Linked DNA regions of Mus musculus: region 1 is linked to region 2. Evidence: chromatin loops called from intact Hi-C (ENCODE). Cell type or tissue: heart. All regions are shown on one strand. Each heading gives the region's core, and the rest is flanking DNA. Links, peaks and the distances in the headings are about the cores only.

Region 1 (10,997 bases), core at 970-8,969, 540 kb before region 2:
ATGGTTCCACCCACAAGGGGCCCTTCCCCCTTGATCACTAATTGAGAAAATGCCTTACAGCTGGATCTCATGGAGGCATTTCCTCAACTGAAGCTCCTTTCTCTGTGATAACTCCAGCTTGTGTCAAGTTGACACAAAACCAACCAGTAAAATCAGTAAGAGTGTCAGGGTTTGGTGCCCACTCATGGTATACATCCCAAATTGGGCAGTCACTGAATGGTCTCTACTCCACTTTTGTTCCTTCATTTCTTTTAGACAAGAACAATTCTGAGTTAAAAATCTTGAAGGTGGGTTGGTGACCCTATCCCTCTACTGGGGACCCTGACTGTCTTGTCTGGACCACTAGAGGTGGTCTCTTCAGGTTCCATCTCCCTTTGCCTAAGGTCACCCCATTGAATCCTGGGACCTCTCACATCCCAGGCCTCTGAGACTATCTAGAGGTTCTCTCACCATCTACCCTCAGTAGCTGCATATTTTCATTCATTCTCCTGGCCCTCTTGGCTTCTTTCTTGTCTCCTACCCCTATACCTGACCCCCCCCCCCCCAGTTCTCCTCCCTCTCCCCTCTCCGACTCAGGTCCCTTCCTCCTTGTGCCTGAGTTACCTATTTGTTCTTTAGTCTATCATCCTAGGTTAAAAAAAGAAAAAAAGAAAGAAAAGAAGACAATGTTCAAAATAACATCCAAACTAACTAAAGGACACACAGAGAATATCCAAATTAACAAAATCTGAAATAAAAGGAGAAAGGGTAACAACAGACACCGAGAAAAATCCAAAGAATCATTAGATCATACTTCAAAAACCCATACTCCACAAAACTGGAAAGTCTACAAGAAATGGTCAGTTTTCTTGATAGATACCCCTCTACCTATAAAATCAAGATCAGATAAACAACTTAAACAGATACTTCTCACATTTATAAGAAAATGCCAAGGATTGAAATGGAACAATGGAACACAGTTTATCCCAGAGAAGATAATCCTGTACGTGGTATGAGAAACATTAAACTGTTGAAGTGCTTCATAGACTTAAATGTTAATGTGACTATCAGTATTATTGGAAGATAGCATAAGAGGAAACTGCATTGATTTTTTCCCCTGAGGAAATAGTCTTTAAATACAATATTCAAACTGTAACTCATTAGAGAAAAAGGTAGTCCATTATTACTTTCAAGAGTATTTCAAAAAAGCAAATAAAGTTGAAAGGACAAAACAAAACATCTACTTGATAAAGAACTTGCATTTAGAACACAACAGATATCTCAGAACTTAATACAAAGAGAAAAGCCTGAAAAATAGGAAAGATAATGTATTTTATTTTAAAAAATCATATGAGTACTTAAAATTCACATGAAAAAAACTACTGAAATCATTAGTGGGACATCAACTCACCCACTAAACCTTCAGCCCCCAAATGTGTACTATCTACAAGATGCACAGGAATAAAGATGGAACAGAGACTGAGGGAGTAGCCAACCAATGATTGACCCAACTTGGGACCCATTCCAAGGGAAAGAGCCAACCACTGACACTATTAATGATACTCTGCTATGCTTGCAGACAGGAGGAACCCTGCATAACTGTCTCCTGAGAGGCTTCATCCAGCAACTGATCGAAACAGATGCAGAAACCTGCAGCCAAACACTAAGGGGATGAGCTCCCCCTAATGTTTGGCTGTCAGGGAGTCTTGTGGAAGAATCAGGGAAAGGATTGAGGGAGACATAGGGGTCAAGGACACCACAAGAAGATCTATAGAACCAACCAACGTGGGCCTAGTAGGCCTACTAAACCTCCAACTAAAGAGCAATTGGAGTTGGGGCTGTCTCTGAGTCTGATGCCTGCCATTGGATCCCCCTTTCCTACCTGGACTGCTTGGTTAGGCCTCAGTGGGAGAGGATGTGCCTCGTCCTGCTGGATCTAGAAGGGATGATACACAAAAGGTCTTCTCTTCTCTGAGAAGAAGGGGGGGGTGGAGTAGTTGGGGGTAACTTGTAAAGGCAGGACTGGGAGGAAAGAAAGAAGGGGGGCTTCAATTGGGATGTAATGTGAATAAAAATAAACTATGAAAAGCAACAGCAACAACGAAAGAGAAATGACTTTAACAGGGAGCATAGATTTATTTCAACCATTGGTTTCTGAGGTTTAGGTTCACAGTTTCTTGGCTCATTTGACTTTGGGTCTGTGCAAGGCGGGACACTGCAGGGGCAAGCAAACTGCGGTGGGTAGCTGCTCCAGTGATCTCCATCTTCTCACAATGCCCTCAAGTACAATCCTACTCCCAATAGCTTGTCATGCCCAGTTTTATTGTCAGCTTGGCACAGCCCGGGGACCACCTGACAGTTCTTGTAAGGGGTTGCCTCCGTCAGGTTGGCCTGTGTGTATGCTTGTGAGGATATTTTCTTAATTGGGTTAATTGCAGAGGGAAGACCTGGTCTGAATGTGAGCTGCACCATCTCATGGACTAGTCCCTGAACACCAACGTGGAGAGAGCAAGCTGAGCATGTAGACATGAATATGTTCACTTCTTTCTGCCCTTAGCTGTGGGTGTGCACAGCTGACTGCCTCATGTTTCCACTGTCTTGACTTTTCCTGTGCTGTGGGATTGTAAATGCAAACAAATCCTTTCTTCCTTAAGTTGTTTTTGTTAGGGTGTTTTACCACAGAAACAGAAAGGAAGCTAGGACACCATTAAGTCGTGAGTCCTTTTAATAAATGGGTTAGTCCTCTGATCAAGTCAGATTTGTCCTGCTTCAATCAAACTCCAAAGGTCCCATCTCGAATACTGCTCCATTGGGGATCAACCTTTGACATCTGAGCCTTTAGAATATCTATCTATTTATCTGTCTATCTATCTATCTATCTATCTATCTATCTATCTATCTATCTATCTATCTCTATACAGTAGATATATAAATATATATGATTTACTATTTTTAACTTTTTATTTTTTAGATATAATTACAACCTTTCTTTCCTCCCTCTAAATCCTTATATACAATACTCCCTGATGTCCTTCAAATTCATAGTCTCTTGTTATTGTTACTGCATACACACACACAGACACACACACACACACACACACACACATATGTAATCCTAAATATAATCTTTGAGGTCTGTATAATGTTACTTGTATGTAGGGAAAGTCAACCATAAAAAAAAAAAACCTCACACTACTAGTTACTCCCCGTTACACACTCCTGGGTGTGTAAAACTTAAGCTCTTATCCACTTTCAGAGATGTAAAATGGTAAATTCATTTTGGAGAACTCACTTGGCATTTTCTTTTTTTATATTTAAAAACATTTAAAATGATTTTAGCTATGAGTACTGTATTTACATATTTTCTACTCCTCCCACCCTTCTCTCAAACTCCTCCCCATCTTACTCTCAAAGTCATGTTTTTCTTGGTACTACCTAGAATAAACTCATAAGAGAGCCTCTGTGACTGGGTGCCTAGATCAGATGATGGATCAAATAGTCTTTAATCACTACATATATGCATGAAAAGATTTGTGGAAACTTATTTTATGATGTCACTACTCCACTCATAGGAAAGATGGAGACATGGAAACACAGGCTCACCAAAGGGCTTGCATGTAGATGTTCATAGAGATTCCTTTGTGATGCCAAAACCCCCAAAAAACTACAACTTTTAATAACTGGGGGAAGTACATTAAAGGATGACTAGGCAGGAAGCTGGACAAAATTGTCTCATCCCTTTTTTATGTAGTAAGTGAGGTAGAAGTCTGAGATATATTGTGCCGAATGATCTCCAGCTCTCTTTAGTATACTTCTTCTAGTAGGAGGTTGGTGGCCACATTTTATATTTAAGTATGGTTGTCTCATAGTGTGCATATTAAGCACTTCAGACTATAGCACTACCCTATCCCAGGTAATGCCAGTACGACACTGTATGGCTTTAATACTAGGAATAAGGGGAATGGAGCAGGTGACTTCAATGGAAGGTTTTGTGTAAAGTCAAAATGGAAGTGAAGACAGAGACCATTTGATAGAGCTCAAAACTTCAAATGGATACCCCAGCCCTTGCCCAAACATTACCTTCAGAATTTCTCGAAAATTATCAAATAAAAACATGTAAAGTAGAAGAGAATATCCATTTCCTCTTAATATGCATTTACTTTATATTGTAATGGCTTTCTGTTTTCATCCAGCAGTTAAGAAAATGGACTTGTGGCTCTGATTTCCTGCCTGACAGTTAAGCTTTCCCATCTCGGCAACAGAGGCCTCATTCTTACCTCCAAGAGAGGGTACAGCGTAGGGCTATTTAAAGGGCCAGACATGATCATTTATAGCAAATCCCCATCAGTGTCTAGAACATGGTGAATCCTCTAGTATTATTTTTGTTTAATTTCTGTGCAGGGGACCTGGATCCTAATAAAAACTACTTTACAGCGTATTTCTAAGTCTCAAATCTGTCATTCCCTAGAATTTTTAATAAACTCACAATAAAATCTCTATAATTTGCAAGCTGTTTTATGGGAGTTTAAGAACTGTATAATTGCCCATTGGAAATGATGGAGTTTAGAAACACAACCACTTTTAGTCTCCGGATCGCTTCAGAGAAGCTACCATTCCACAAGGCTGTTGATGGAAAATACCCCGTCACTAATTTATTTCAGCTGAGTTAACTTGCTATGGCAATTCATATGGAGCTGAGGATTTATGCTACCTACACGTTTTTAATCATCTAGCTGAGCATTCTCCATATCTCTAAAAGTTTGCCTCCTCTCTTCTGTATTTATTTTAAAATGTACTTTTGATTACTCTATCTTTCCCTGTCTCTATGCTAGATCAGACAATTGTTTTAGGTTTTAATGGGCTTCATTGGTAAATAACAACTAATTGTTAGCATTTTTATTTTGTAGCTATCGTTTAACATATCTGTTAACATTTTATTGTGTAAATCCCACATTAGACCGAAAGACGTACATACTCAAATAGTCCACTAGGGAGCGGTCTTGCTCTTTCGTTAAATGAGGATCCATTTAATAACAGAAAAACCATCCTGGTCAAAGCTGAACATTTCAGTCCTGGTTAATGTCGTGGCTATGTGTTGGTTCATTTGATGTTGACAATGTAGAACTCAGCCAAGGAGGGGAGATGATCCGTTCATCTGTGAACCTTACTTCATTTCATTTGTGTTTTGATTTATCTGGACTGTGTTCCCCCAAGAGTCTCTCGTCACAGGCATGCCACAGAATTCTGAAAACTCTGTTCTGTGTCTTTACTAAGGTGACTCACTGAAGGATCTCTCTGCGTCATAAAACCATACTGCTTGGTAGCCTTTGTCTCTTCATAACACACATATAGGATGAATGCTTTAATATTTTCTAGAGTATTTCCAAACTTATTTACCTATTTTTTTAATTAACTAGCTTACTTACTTAGTTCACATCTCAACTGCAGTTTTTTTTCTCTCTTTTCTCCCCCTAGTCCTTTCCTCCAACACTCACCCCTCACCTCCAATTTGCACTAAGTAGAAGAAGTTAGACATAAAAGATCACAGATTGTATGAGTCCACGTAAAAGACAAGTCTGGGGAAGGTAAATTATGGAGACAGAAAGTTGGATTGATAATAAGGAAGGCCTGCATGGCCTTTATTTTATGGAGGGTAGGACATGTTTTATAACCGCCTTTTTGGTGGTGGTTGGATAATTGTGCATTTACTAGCATTGTATGCTTAAAACCTACCATATGTCTGGGGTTCCTATATAACAGAAGAGTATGTCTGAATTTATTTAGGACAGATCTGAAGTTTTGCCTCATGTTTTAGAATAATTTTAAAATTCGTCAGAAGGAGTGGAGTCAACTTCATTAATCGTTTGAGCTTCTCAGGTTTATCATCTTTTGTCTTCAAGAATGAGAAAAAGAGTAGGAAGAGTAGTAGCCTTTCATGTCTTCCATGCTGAAAAATGATCAGTCGAATGCTCGGTCACAGCATCAGGACTCAAGTGACAATGCTTGTCTGTGACATCTGCAACAGTCCTCTAACTCATGACACTTTCTTCTCTCATTGGGCTGGACGGTGCCATGGTCCCCTGTTGTGTCCGGCCAGCAGATCACAGCCTGGGTTCTAGCCTGGAAAGGCATTGGAAACCTGGAAGAGAAGAGGGGCTGGGCTGCGCGATATAAGGAAGGACCAAGACAAAGGTCTCTGCTCAAGGTTCAATTTTTACTATTTAGGCACTCCGTTATAAAGGAAGGGGGAGGGACCCAATTCCCGCCAATTAATCTTGGGATCCAATAGCAGGGTGACCACGTGTACAGCTCCGAACAGCAAAGCCGCAGGTTCCAGCAGTGGGCGTGGCAGAACTATTGAGCCTGCAAGCTCCATCCAGGTGTAAACCGTGGAACCATTAAGGCTGGGGGAGGGGAGGCTACAGTTCCCCACTCAGGAAACAAGGTTGCTGTATTGTTTGTATATCATGAACAAGGGAATGAATTGAATGCAAACCAGACTTTTTTTTCTAGTAAACAGATGATAATTGCTGCGCTTCTGGTATGGCTTGGTCTAAAACAACAACAACAACAACAACAACAACAACACAAAACAAAACACCATAAACTCCAGGGAAAAGCTATGAAACAGAAAACTTTTATAACTATCGTCATTAATTTATGCTGAAGAAAGAGGTCTCTTCTTAAATCTAACTTCTGATTATATTGACAGTTATATTTAAAGGATTTGGAGATGTTTGTATCATCAGAATTCCACCTAGATTTAAAAGAAAGAATAGTGTGTTCCTAGCATTGGCACGATGTCATGGTCTATAGGGACAAAACACTCAACATACCCAGTGGTTATGTATAGAGAAGGAGTACTAAGGGCAAGACAGCACACAGGAAGGACTGGTTACCAGTTCTTGGGTTTGTGAGAAACTGTTCCATGGATGTAGCATTTAACTTGAGATATTAAGGTTTTGTAGAATTTTAGAAGCAAAGGGGTAGTGAAAGAGCTTTCTGGCAAAATATAATCAAGCATACAAACCCATCAACATGCAATTTTGGAGAAATTACAAGTGTTATGTGCAAGGACCAATGGAACAAAAGGTAGGGCATGAAAGTTAAGCAGAAAGATCCTACATAAGAAGATAATGGGAAATTCCTGAACAGAACAGCAATGGCTTGTGCTGTAAGATCGAGAAATGACAAATGGGACCTAATGAAACTCCAAAGTTTCTGCAAGGCAAAAGACACCGTCAATAAGACAAAAAGACCACCAACAGATTGGGAAAGGATCTTTACCTATCCCAAATCAGATAGGGGACTAATATCCAACATATATAAAGAACTCAAGAAGGTGGACTTCAGAAAATCAAATAACCCCATTAAAAATGGGGCTCAGAACTGAACAAATAATTCTCACCTGAGGAATACCGAATGGCAGAGAAGCACCTGAAAAAATGTTCAACATCCTTAATCATCAGGGAAATGCAAATCAAAACAACCCTGAGATTCCATCTCACACCAGTCAGAATGGCTAAGATCAAAAATTCAGGTGACAGCAGGTGCTGGCGTGGATGTGGAGAAAGAGGAACACTCCTCCATTGCTGGTGGGATTGCAGGCTTGTACAACCACTCTGGAAATCAGTCTGGCGGTTCCTCAGAAAATTGGACATAGTACTACCGGAGGATCCAGCAATACCTCTCCTGGGCATATATCCAGAAGATGCCCCAACTGGTAAGAAGGACACATGCTCCACTATGTTCATAGCAGCCTTATTTATAATAGCCAGAAGCTGGAAAGAACCCAGATGCCCCTCAACAGAGGAATGGATACAGAAAATGTGGTACATCTACGCAATGGAGTACTACTGAGCTATTAAAAAGAATGAATTTATGAAATTCCTAGCCAAATGGATGGACCTGGAGGGCATCATCCTGAGTGAGGTAACACATTCACAAAGGAACTCACACAATATGTACTCACTGATAAGTGGATATTAGCCCCAAACCTAGGATTCCCAAGATATAAGGTACAATTTGCTAAACACATGAAACTCAAGAAGAATGAAGAATGAAGTGTCGACACTATGCCCCTCCTTAGAATTGGGAACAAAACACCCATGGAAGGAGTTACAGAGACAAAGTTTGGAGCTGAGATGAAAGGATGGACCATGTAGAGACTGCCATATCCAGGGATCCACCCCATAATCAGCATCCAAACGCTGACACCATTGCATACACTAGCAAGATTTTATCAAAAGGACCCAGATGTAGCTGTCTCTTGTGAGACTATGCCGGGGCCTAGCAAACACAGAAGTGGATGCTCACAGTCAGCTAATGGATGGATCACAGGGCTCCCAATGGAGGAGCTAGAGAAAGAACCTAAGGAGCTAATGGGATCTGCAACCCTATAGGTGGAACAACATTATGAACTAACCAGTACCCCGGAGCTCTTGACTCTAGCTGCATATGTATCAAAAGATGGCCTAGTCGGCCATCACTGGAAAGAGAGGCCCATTGGACATGCAAACTTTATATGCCCCAGTACAGGGGAACGCCAAGGCCAAAAAGGGGGAGTGGGTGGGTAGGGGAGTGGGGGTGGGTGGGTATGGGGGACTTTTGGTATAGCATTGGAAATGTAAATGAGCTAAATACCTAATAAAAAATGGAAAAAAAAAGAAAAGACGTGTCAGAAAAAAAAAAAAGAAGGCAATGGGTATGTTTTAAGCACAGATGTGATGCTGAGAGAAAGGTACATTAGGAAGACATCTCTGTACATGTAACATGTACATGTAAATGGAACATGTAAGATGCCTCATGCACTATCAAATTATGCATAGCCAATGAACTAGCCTAAGAAAGCTCATGTGAAATGGTACTGAATTAATGTAAAGAGTGGTTAGCTGTGGGTCACTTTAACAATAATCTATTGCTTGTTCTGTTTTCACTGCTCAAAAATCTTATAGGAGCCACGAATACACTTCTATAAACTAAGAATCCATCTTAAATTAGAAACTTCACAGTCCAAACAAATGTTTTGTTTCCTTGAGCTCCTCTACTATGTTTTTCTGTAAATATTAAAGCTGACTTTCATTTCTAGTATTTGGCAAATATGATAAATTACATAATTTTATGTATGTTAATCTGAAGGGGACCAAGTATGATGGGGACCATGGATACAGTTGGTCATAGTAGTCTAGAGAGTAGATGACATTGGGCTTCATCAGAGACAGCGAGGAGTATATAGTCTATACATTTAAGAGGTTCAGCATACAAAAGATAGTAAGATGGGGGTTTAATGGACATGGGGATGAGGGGGATTGGGAAGGTCAGGTTACATGGAGACAAACTCTCTGGAGACAAACGGTTTTCTGAGTTGGAGAAAGATAACTAGATATTGTAAATAAAAAAAATGGTTGTGTCTTTATCGTTGTTTGAGTGATCCAGCTGACATTTTGATATACAGTTCTGAACTATATGAAATTCTGAACTATATGAAATTCCAGACTGAAGATTGAGATTTCAAAGTTGCAGTGGATGACATGGCCTGAATGGAGTATCTAGAAGGAGGAGAGAAGATGCTGGAAGCAAAGCCTGAGGAACGTCACACCTGATGGGTGAGGAACAAGTACAGAGACCTGCAGAACAAAGCAGAGAATCTCTGAGGGATGAGAAACATGGAGATGGTGGCGATGCACTAGCAAAGTAGGGAAATACTTACATGGAGGAAGACATCAGAAGTTGCACTCCTTGAGAAAAAGAGCCGAAAATAATCAGTGTTCATAACAATGTCGCCTCAACACAAAGGTTTAGTCAAGAGATGAGAACAGTTGCAGGCCTTAAACAAATGGGGTAGAAAATCCCAACTATAACCCAGGGATCTTTGTTAATTAAAAACAAATAGTATTAGTTTAGGGTGGACAAGTTAATTAGTTTACTTTCTTTGTCAATGTGTTATAGCTCCTAAAATTAAGTTGCCTGATGAGCATCTCCTGTGCTAAAAACGTTCAAAGAAGTGAAGGGTAAACATGTCCTAAGAGGATTGTGGGAAAGCCTGTGGCATCTGCGTGGAGAAGGCATGGGTGTTACTTGAATGATGGCCCAGTCCAGTAGAACTCTCAGGAACTTTCTTTTTCATTTTATTTCAGCTCTAATGTAATTGTTCACCAGGCTGTTTATTTGGGCTGGACTTTGAAATTTGCTTTTAATACTTATAAATACTTGGTTTTATATTAAAATGTAATTATCAGTAAAAGTCCTGAATATTAATTAATAGAAAGTTGTATGGGTGAAGCACAGACTACAGATATGTAGTTTGGAAATGGGGAAGAAGAATTTAGGTCATCATGCCAAACGGACCTGACCTCACGTAGCCTCAGTTTCCATATCTGTAAACATGGGTGCTATAGTGACCTCAACATCTTCATAAGGATTAAATTTATACGATGAAAATTAAATACTTCTTTGTCTGTCCCACAGTGCAGTGAATGTCCAAATAGAATTTTATTGGGAGATCAATTATTGTTTCACCCCCTTTTAAAATAACGTCATTCCAAAAGAGCTTTGTGTGTCTAAGTGCATCTTTCCAAGTTTAGAACTGAAGTCGATGTCAGGATCATAAGGACAGAGTTGACAGTGTGTTTATCTGCAATATTCATTTGGCTGCTAGCTCCAAAAATCAACCACAATCTTCTTAGTGTCAGTCACCCTCCTTGGCTTCTGCCTTGTGTCAGCAGGAACTCCGCTGTCCGTCTCTGCTTGACGGTGCCAACGTAGCTGCTGGCATCTAGTTCCTGCAGAGGAATTATGGTCCTTTAGCGTGTCACTTGAATTGCATAAGGTTTAAGTGAATTTGCAAAAGAAAACACAAGCCGCTGAGAATGGGAGTTAAATATGTGATGGCATCTGTAGCATCTTTAGGGTGATGAGCTCACGCAGCCAAATCAGCTCCTGGTATTTTGAAAAATCAAGACACAGATGTTCCTCTACTTACAATAAGGTCACACTCTGACAAATCATCCTAAATTGAA
Region 2 (10,997 bases), core at 1,507-9,506:
TTTACCATCTAGCTTACTCTGGAGATTTCAAATATTGATCAATTTGATCTTAAATATTGAAATAAAATTGTGTACCATCATCATCTTCTAAGATTAAAAGGGCCTATAGTCTACAATACTTTAATAAAAATTCTGAAGACCGTTTTTGTTTTTTATTCAAATTTCTGCTGTGAGGTGTGTCAAGAATGTAATCATATCTGCTTGAAATCTCAGAGAGTGACCTGATTTTAGAAAATATTTGTACATATATTGAAGCAAAAATTATTTCATACAGGATTAAGGTACACTCTAATTTGTTGAGCCCAATCTACAAAAATGGGAGCACGCCCAGAGAAGATCTGACATGCTGGAGCTATAGCCAAAACCACCAAGAATTGGTAGAGACATGAGAAACAGAGAAGAAGAAAGCACAGATTCTACCCAGCTTTGAAAAAGAGCTGGGCCTGGCAGCTCCATGATTGCAGTCTTATGGCTTCCTAACTTGTAAACTTCTATTTTAAGCTACACAGCCACAGTCATTTGTTAGGGCAATCCTTGAAAAGACATCTTTGGATCCACCTTCTCCCAAACTTCATTCCAGTAATCAGTCTCTCTCTCTCTCTCTCTCTCTCTCTCTCTCTCTCTCTCTCTCTCTCTCTCTCTCTCTCTCTCTCTCTCTCTCTCTCTCTCTCTCTCTCTCTCTCCATCTGAGGATGGGCACCAGCCCTGCTTAGGCATGTAAAAGAATGAAAGTGATATCTGTACATAATGAGGAAGTATACTCACAATCCTCATATAACTTCCTTCCCTCTGCACTCAGGCTGGCAGGGTGCTGTCTCCTCTTTCTGCTCTTCTGCATTTCTAGAGGGGTTGAGATTGCATGTCAGTGTCACAGTAGAAAAAACAAACTCAAAAGTCAAACAGCCAAATTCAATTTCTACTGAATATGTGTCACTCTAGCAGAACTGTAAAGTTAAAGGTCATTAAGACAAACCACTGTAAGTTGAGAGCTGTCTGTAAATGGAAGTATCAGTTCTCCATTGGTCATTTATAACTTTAAGGGAAGGTGTGTACATGAAGCACTTTCATCGTTTAGAGATCTAATGAGGCTTTATCACCATTGGTGTGAATGTGCCATTTTCTTCTTTAAGTAAAATACATTTCAAACAAAGAAAACAAGGAAGGCAATTTACAGTAAACAAGTGCTAAGTAGCCACAGATGCTCCAACACCTGGATTTGTAAAATCTCAACATTTACCATATTAACTGCCTAACCTAGTTGAGTATATTAACACACAGAAAGCAAATGTGGGGTATTTTCAAAGGCAATGGTATAAGTTATCTTATTAATTAATGAATGAATTAACTAAACAAATAGCCTCCTGTTTTGGATTTGGCTTTACCTGCAGTTTTCTCATGAGGGAACAGGTCCTTGTCTCACATATTCAAATCTCCTTGTGTTTGAGGCGGCTAAGTTGACATTTATTCAGAAGATATTGTCTCATGAGTCAGCAGCTGAGCAACAGGTCTTTGGTCTGAGCTGGAGAGAATCGGGTTTTAGAATATGTACAGTTGCTGACCAGAGGCTCCACCTGGCCTCCATGCTCTGCCAAGCTTACAGTAGCCAACAAAGTAAGTTACTCCCATAATAGGACTCAAAATTATTATGTGGATTAAATCAATATTTTTGTCATGGTGTACCTTGCTTTTCCTACACATTAAACTACCTCTTGTAGAGAGTTTAAAAATAATACATTCCATTCTATTGTTTTATTCCAATATTTTAACAATTTGATTTAAACATCTTCAGAAGCCCTTCATTCAAGAGGATCTCATTATTTATTCACATATATGACCTACCTGTCTTATGACATAAGACAGGTCTTGTGATATAAGCCCTAGGTTACCTCACACATTCTGCTGTGTGCTGGGAACTTAGTAAAGGTCTAAATAAAGAAGGGAAACTAATTGAGTTGATAGTGCTTCAACATGGGCCAGTAATGATAACAGAATGTAAAAGAGAAAAAAAGAAATCTATGCACACCTGGAATTGAGAGTGGAGAATTGAGAAGGCAGACAGAGAGATAAGCAAGGAAGAAGTCAGATAAGGTCCCAGAAACAATGGGTATGGAAGCTTATATGGAACATTGTAGAGCTAAATGACTGGAAAAAGGTGAAGGAGGAGGAAGGAGGGGGAAGTAGAGGAGAAGAAGAAGAAGGAGAAAAAGAAGACAACGACAACGATGACAGAATAGTTTCTCTAAGGATCAAGGAGAGAGTGGTCATGGTTTAAATAACAACCGTAGATGCTCCAGGAATCACTGGACAGATATATCCCCGCTAAGACCCTCTATCGGCTTACAGGATTGCACTTGCAGCTATTAAACATTAAATGTTAAAAATGATCAAACTAACACTGTGACCAGGAAACACACATTTGTTTTGTTTTGCATGTTCTGTGGTGTCTGTGGCTCTTCACTTATGCTGGTGGTGACTGAAGGTAGCTGCAGACAACCTGGAAACTAATAGTTGTGGATACATTCCGCTAAAACATCAGGCAGAAATACCCACAGGCCAGAGACATTTGGAAGAGTACCAGCAAAGTACTAGAAGAAAATTACTGGGGGAAACAGTGAAGACTAGATACACACTTATCTGAAACTACCCATCAGGTCTTGTCTACCTGCAGAAACTCAGCAGAATAGACTAATAATGCCTATTTCATAAGAACAAATGGTACATGTGAAAGTGCTGAAATATGTGTGTGTGTGTTTATTATATTATAATGTGTTTATTTCACCTCAGATAAAATATTTAAACCTTGAAAAATAAAAACTTTGTACTTGCAGTAACTCTAAAAACTGTATTGTTTACTTTAAGCATCATAAAAATCTTCCTAACTTTGAGGGCAGGACATATGTTTTGGTAACATTTTTAACTGATCCCAGAAAAGAGACTTGTGCTTAGTTAGCTGTATTCAGTTAATATTGGGTAATATTTTCTTCTTTCTAACAGTTGAAACATTAGGCTTCACAGAGTTCAAAACATTTGACAATGCCCCATTCACATTGTACAAATCAGATCCAAAATCTGTGTGTGATTGATGAGTCTTGCTTATCCTGGAGAAGTGGCTCTCAATTTTGTGTGTGTGTGTGTGTGTGTGTGTGCATGTGTGTGTATTTTGTATGTATGTGCATGTGTGTGGATGTATGTGTGTGCACCAGTATAGTACAAGTTAGTCACAGATTCTGGGCTCATAATTGCCTTGGTCATATCATATCCAGAAGACAGCACTCCTTCCCATCCTCCACCTCTTACATCCTGCCACCTGATTCTCTACGATGCAACCCTGGGCCTTGGAGTGGGTAATATAAATATCCTGAGAGCTGTTTCTGGTATAGCATGCCTCCTTTCTTGCAGTGTTATCTTCTAGTTCATGTTTCTCAAAATGTGGTTGTTGGCCAGAAACATAAGCAACCACTCAGGCCCTATTAAATGCAAGGCCAGCAATTTGGAATTTTGCTGCTTCCCAGAAATTGAGAGCCACTTCTCCAGGGTAAGTAAGCAAGGTTCATCAATAACATCTGTGGAGGAGCAAGTACTACAAACTCTTACATAAACAACTTTGGGGACAACCTAGTGTGCATAGTCAAATGTTTGAATACGTTGACTTGTCCATAGAATGAATGATAAATATATTATGGTTGGATATGCTTGACCTTGTAAAAATAAACTCTGGGGCATAGTACTACTGAGCACAATGTAGCTGTAGTATAGAACGCTTTACACAATCATCGTTAGACTCTTTTCTGATTTTCTTAGGCACTTGCTATAAATGATTGGGTCACTTATGGATTTTTCTCTGTGGTTGTGAGTTTGGATTCTTCTGTCATAACACATTATTTATATTTCAAAAATGCTCAGAGTTTAGATTTTTGGCTTGAGTGAGAAATAGATGTGTGCTTTGGCATGGCTCCTTTAATTCTGTAGAACCAACAACATAATTATAATAATGTCTATGCCATACCACCTGTTACACTTCTGTGTGGCTCAGTAAATTAGTCATGGTTTAGGAAAGTTTCAACTTTCTTGATATGTTGTTGAATTACTATTTCAACAAAATTTACTTGAATTAGAAGAAAATTTCACTGAATATTTCTTACAAGTAATAAACTCTAAAAAACAAAGCTGTGAAATTCTATTCAGGTACTAGAAAACTGTTATTTTTGTTTTGTGTATTTTGCCTGCATGTACGTCTGAGCAACATTTGTGTGCCTTGTCCCCACATAGGCCAGAAGGAGGCATCAGATCCCCTGAAATTGCAGTGATAGATGGTTGTAAGTCACTAGGTAGATGCTAAGAATGGATCATGGATCTTACTGGTTCTCTGGAAAAGGAACAAGTGCTCTTAGCCACGAAGCCATCTCTCTCTAGCACTCTCTACCTTGATTTATAACTTAGTATTAGTCAGTTAATTGAAAGGATGCATTTGAATTGAGTTACTCATTGGCTATGATTATGAGAAAGGATGATGTCATTGCTAATCATAAATATATTTAGCTGCGTTTGACAGTTTATACATGTGATGGGTTGTGGTCATGTTTCAAACCCCACTATACCCTCCCACCATCCTAGTCTTACCCTCTCATACTTTCATATTTTGTGTGCATACAACTCACAGAGTTTATTTAGAATTGCTTCCATAGACATATGTGGAAGGATATTTACTGTTACGTAAACAACATACCAGAGGCTAACCACTGAAGACATTGATACCTGTTACCCAGGGGAATGAAGAATTGTAAACACTTGGGGGGAAGTATCTATAACTCATGTAGCAAGAAATGTTCTTGCTAATTCTAAATATAATTACTTGCTTTTCTTTGCATAAGATACATAGTTGGGCAACCTACATTCTCATTTATGGTGAACGGTATCTATCTACTCTTGAACCCCTAAACTGTCATTGGATTGAAGGAAAATAATGACACTCTGTGACACATTTTACAAATAAGATGAAAAATCTAAATAAATTTGTATGTCTCAAACAGCTAAGTTGTCCGAACAATTTTTGAAGGGTTTTTTTTTTTCACAGCTTAGTCAACAGACTTAACATTTATTGGGGTCTCATGAAGCCCAAACACTCCACACAGTACTTGAACTGGTTAATCTTTTTTTTTTTTTTTTGTATTTTCCTCAGTTACATTTCAAATGCTATCCCAAAAGTCCCCCATACCCTTCCCCCACTTCCCTACCCACCCATTCCCATTTTTTGGCCCTGGCGTTCCCCTGTACTGGGGCATATAAAGTTTGCGTGTCCAATGGGCCTCTCTTTCCAGTGATGGCCAACTAGGCCATCTTTTGATACATATGCAGCTAGAGTCTAGAGCTCCGGGGTACTGGTTAGTTCATATTGTTGCACCTACAGGGTTGCAGATCTCTTTAGCTCCTTGGATACTTTCTCTAGCTCCTCCATTGGGGGCCCTGTGATCCATCCAATAGCTGACTGTGAGCATCCACTTCTGTGTTTGCTAGACCCCGGCCTAGTCTCACAAGAGACAGCTATATCAGGGTCCTTTCAGCAAACGCTTGCTAGTGTATGCAATGGTGTCATCATTTGGAGGCTAATTATGGGATGGATCCCTGGATATGGCAGTCTCTAGATGGTCCATCCTTTTGTCTCAGCTCCAAACTTTGTCTCTGTAACTCCTTCCATGGGTGATTGTTTCCAATTCTAAGAAGGGGCAAAGTGTCCACACTTTGGTCTTCGTTCTTCTTCAGTTTCATGTGTTTTGCAAATTGTACCTTGAAGGGTTTTAATATATTTAAATGTAACTTCAATTCAGCTTTGCAATGAAAAAAAAAGCTTGCAGTTAAACTCTTGACCAGTAGGTGGCGAAAATAGTTTAATATTTAATATTTACTGAAGAAATAAATGTATCAAAACTCTTAAGAAAAAAAGAAAAGAGAAGAGGAGGGGAAGGGGTGGGAAGGGATGGGGTGGGGAGGGGAGGAGAGGGGGGGGAGGGGGAGGGAGGGGAGGGGAGGGGAGGGGACGGGAGGGGAGGGGAGGGGAGGGGAAAAGGAAAGGAAAGGAAAGGAAAGGAACGGAAAGAAAAGAAAAGAAAAGAAAAGAAAAGAAAAGAAAAGAAAAGAAAAGAAAAGAAAAGAAAAGAAACAAAAAATACTCGGGTCCAACCACGACCCCTGAAAAAGAAAATTAACAAAACAATGTGAATATAATCAGTCTTTATTTCCTATTTTATAGCCCCCCTTAAGACAGTTCGACTGGTTGGTGGTAGTGGAGCCCATGAGGGCCGAGTGGAGATCTTCCACCAAGGCCAGTGGGGCACAATCTGTGATGATCGCTGGGATATACGGGCTGGACAAGTTGTCTGCCGGAGTCTAGGATACCAAGAAGTTCTAGCTGTGCACAAGAGAGCTCACTTTGGACAAGGTAATCTGAACTCTAGTTGTTTCTTTAAAAATCAAAGTAGGCAGTTTTTTAAAAACTTTGTTTTGAGAACTTCATGAGCACTGCATGTGCAGCACTGTCTCTCCCCGCTCTTTCCTCTAACTCCTTTCCTCTATCGTCCCAATTCTTGAAAGCAGGCAATTTTTAACCATTTGGAAATCAAGTAGATACAGAAGCATGTAGTGGCGGGGGGTGGGGGGTTGGGGGGGAGGGAGCGGGAGGAATTCAGCCTAAAAGTTTTGACTCATTCTATCCTAGAAAGTAGATATAAAAAGAAAATACTATATGGCATGCATGCTTCCTGATAACAAACATTTAAGTTTCACTTAAGCTCTTTTGGTTTGTTGACAAATCAAGTCTTGTTATTGACCAGGAATAAGGATGAGAGAGTCACTGATAAAGTTTACCCTCAGCAGATAAAGTTGCAGAACTGTTTCTGGAGACATCAGCTCAACATTTGTGTTGTGCTCCAATCTGTTCTTGGTGGGCTAAGAGAAAGGCCCCAGACTTATGAGAATCCCATAGGAGTAAGCCTTGTTATTTCTGTCATTCAGATTGGAAAACATGGGATGACTCTTTGGCTACATATACTTTAATATATCTCACCTGGATAGCAGCAACCAGTTGTATGACTGCATTAAACGATTAGGGAAAGAATTTGCATTGGTAAATAGTTTTAAATGTATGCCGTGAAATGTTCATTGTCAGTTGTTTCTTCTACATCAGCACCTTATATCAGGCGTTGTGTGTAGTTAAAGATCTACATAGGCCTTGGTTCTGGATGAGGAGACATCAGGAGAGCACATGCACACTTGTATTTTCTTCTATGCTTTCTGTATATTCCAGTCTTCAAATCTGACAATCAGTTTCTCTGCAGCTGAAATTGACAAAATATAAGTTCTAGCCTTCATGATTTTATAATTGTATTATTCTAAATGCACATGGCCAATCAGAAAAAAAAATGGAGAAGAAAGCTGTATTGAAATTATACTTTTTAATCTCATTTAAAATTTTAGTATGGGACATATGTCAAATTAACATCTCTGAATACTAGAATAAAATCAGATGTTTTATATCCCTATGAGGGGTATTGCTGATAGATATGACACCACAATTTATTGATAACTATGAACCTGACTTTATGCTAAACACACACATTAATAATACTGACCACCACAATTACATCTGTTCCTGAGATGAACTCCATAAAAGAAAAGAAAAAATGGATCTGAGCAGAAATGACAGATTCTAAGTTTTCAAATGCATGTTCTAATGTGGTGACAAAATGACACACAATTAACATAAGTGTCTTGATGTACAACGTTTGTGCACACAAACTCAGGCCCTGATCTATTTTCATTTAACTTATGTTGTGTACATATGAATTGAAGACAAAAAAAAGAGGAAATTGAAAAAACCCTATATTTAACATTATATATACAATGATTTGACATGGATACAAACTTCTCATCCCTACCACATCTTCATTTTTTATTGTCACTCAATATTTGTGCGTTTACCTAGTATGGAGTCTCAACCCTATACTCAGAGCAGTAGAGATGCTGAGGCAGGAGGATAATGAAGTCAAGGCCAGCCGAAGCTACCTAACAAGACCGGTCAAACAAATAAAACAAACAGAAATAACAGCAACGATATGTGCAGATGTTAACCATCCTCTTGCCCTTACACGTACTTTTCAAAGTGAAATCTTTCATTTCATCAATAGGTTATTTATTTATTTATTTTTGTCAGAGAAGAGTTAAGAACAACGGACCTCTGAGTCCAGGGAGTGGCAGTCTTCTCTACCGTATAGAAACGACATTGCCAATCCAGAGGGATGTGCTCACAAGCAGTGCACAGTCGATAATGAGAACTGCTTTTGCTTGAAAGTAGAGGCACAATGACATCACAAAGTGACATCAGTGGTCCCCCTTCCGTCAGAAAAAAGGGAATGTGACCTTTTGTTGTAAGACCCCGTGAAAATAAATCTAAGATCACACTGCTTATGGTCAGCCCAAGTCTTTCTTCACTTCTCTAGGCCACACTACAAACCCACTGAAGAATGATTAGGAAAAATTTAAATAGTGAAGCAAGATGAGCTGAGATGGAGAGACACACAGAACCAAGATGATTAGTTCTGAAGAAAACAAATTTTAAAATGTAAGTGTCGTGGTCTACATGTCAAGGAATATTAAATGAGGGAGGCTTGCCCTGCTAGCTGCTTATGGATTAGACTCAGTGAACAACTATTTTTGTGAGATATTTGGACTCCGTTCTATTGCAGTTAGAACACCTCTCCACATTTAGTTTATAGTTCCACCCAAGGGATGGGGAAAAGGGCCACACTGAAAGCTGAATAGAGACAGAAAAGGAAACCTAAAGATAGAAATGAATGGTAGAGAGAAAAAGACAGCACATATACGAGTTTTAATTTTTTGTTATTTGCTTGGGAAAAGAAGAAGTATCATGTTAATTTTATATTGTCAACAACTACCAAAATTAAAAGAAAAAGAAAAAAGTTGAAATCCATCCACTTTATATAATCCCCATTTCAGACAGAATGTAGTGTTCTGGCCATGGTTTCCCCCAATCCCCATACTTTTTCTTCCTCTCTTTTCTTTTTTTTCCTGGTTTCAAAATAGCAAACCTGGTTTACGAGAGATAATCCTTGTTAGCTTTAAGAACAATTAGTTTTGCAGCTGCAAGCAAAATGATTTATTGGAATAAAGCTTAAAGCATGCTCCTTTAAATAGGTTCTTTTATTTGCGCGTGCTGTTTGCAAAAAGTGGAATGGTCTTTCTTTCCCTGAGAAGACAAAACCAGTGAGTTTCAGGCAGCGCAGAGAGTCATCTGGTGTTTGTCATTGTAGGTGGGAAACCTGCTCCTTATTCAGGCTTCACACCCTGGTTTCAGAGTCCACTCTGTAGCAAACAAGGATGGACTTTATCAAGCTATGGTGTTATCGCCTGGAATTTGTTTAAGAAAGCAGGAGTGGGTGGGTTGGGGAGCAGGGCGGGGGGGAGGGTATAGGGAACTTTGGGGATAGCATTTGAAATGTAAATGAAGAAAATATCTAATAAGAAAATTTTAAAAGAAAGAAACACTGAAACCAAAGCAGCTATTTAACTTCCCTTAAGTTAGGGGTGCTGGGCTCTAAACTGTAGAACAGAAACAAGAAAATTCTCCTCATAGTACTCTCTTGCTCATCCTTAGCTATCTGTTCTTTGCTTTGATATTAAATGCTATCACTTTCCATATTTAATTTTCCAGAGCAACTTTGAAAAGAAAATTGCAAAAAGAGAGAGATGGGAACCAAAATTAAACTCTGCATCTTTGACCTGTCTTAATGAATGGTTATAAAAATAATCCCAAAGATAAATGAAATGCAAGGCAATTGTTGAGCTATTGTCCCTCTACATGAAAGGGTTGTAAATGTAGGGGCTGGAGCTATGGCCCTTTTGGTAAAACACTTCCCCAGTAACCGTCTTCTGTTTTCTCTAAAAGCTATCAATTTCAAGGGAAACAGTTGTATATATGTATGGATAAATAGGAGTGGCAAAAAGATAATATGTAGGTAGGTAGGCAGCAGATATATAGATAGGCAAGTGTTTGATAACTCTAGCTAGGTCAGTTGAGTAATAATTTGTTTAGAGCACATATCTACTAAATTCCACAAAATTTATATACATTGCTAATGAGTAAGAAAGTACATCAGTGACAAACCCTGTAGTGACCACAACAGCAGAATTCTTGGAATAACTTTAGCATCTAAAGAAACAAAATCATATATACTTTTTTTTTTTAGTCTTTTTGGTTTTCATGAAGATCAAATTTTATGAATTCTATGCTACCTTTACATTAATTTTTAAAGGCAAAAAAAATACAATTTGCAATAAGTTGTAAGATACGTGTTAGATAAAATTTCCCCTTAGGCTCAATAGTTCTGAATATATTCTTGTAAAAGTAAAACAAATATGTATAAATGATTTTCCTACCTCTACTTAGCTTCTGTGTAGTGAGTAAATATTACTGGGTTTTGATGTCTTTATGTTCTCACTTGGCTTTTTGCTGCTATTGTGAGGTAGCAATTTGTTCTGTGAATCTCAGTGTGCTTTTAGCTCTGAAATGGAGGTATTGCCGTTATTTTAAAGGTTAGAGTGGCATTTCTTAACCTTTTAAATACTGAAACCCTTTAATAGAATTCCTCACGGTGTGGTGAATCCCAACCATAAAATTATTTTTATTGCTGCTTCATAACTGTAATTTTGCTACTGATGTGAATCATAATATGAATATCTGTGTCTTCAGATGGTCTTAGGTCCCTGTGAGGGGTCATTGACAGCCCCCAAGGGAGCTGAGAACCTCAGGTTGTGAACTAGTGGCTTATAGAGTAAACAGAATTATATGGAATTATAGCTAGGAAAGCATCTTCAAGCACTCAAAACGTTCCCATGGTTACTGAATACTCTTCAACTAGTAAAGGCAATAGTCATTGAAGGTATCTTATATTTTATCACCTATATATGTCCTAAGTATAAGGTCT

What was found. Peaks named below come from ENCODE experiments on the same cell type or tissue, not always from the same donor. Only the 100,000 strongest peaks of a DNase experiment are listed, where the experiment ranks them.
Region 1: it touches region 2 in a loop (16-fold over the local background); 4 of 42 quality-filtered maps call a loop at or near these places.

The regions. Positions count from the first base shown.
Region 1 is chr8:40,127,085-40,138,081 of GRCm38, reverse strand. No RefSeq gene overlaps it. Among named protein-coding and RNA genes, the nearest start is that of Fgf20, 150 kb to the left of the region's middle. In heart, for the core only: a CTCF peak has its summit at 4,969 (motif pointing right); no DNase peak of the experiment used is centred there.
Region 2 is chr8:39,584,729-39,595,725 of GRCm38, reverse strand. Msr1 (macrophage scavenger receptor 1) reads left to right here. Exons shown (of 10, transcript NM_001113326.1): 9 at 6,248-6,436. Among named protein-coding and RNA genes, the nearest start is that of Msr1, 52 kb to the left of the region's middle. In heart, for the core only: a CTCF peak has its summit at 5,851 (motif pointing right); no DNase peak of the experiment used is centred there.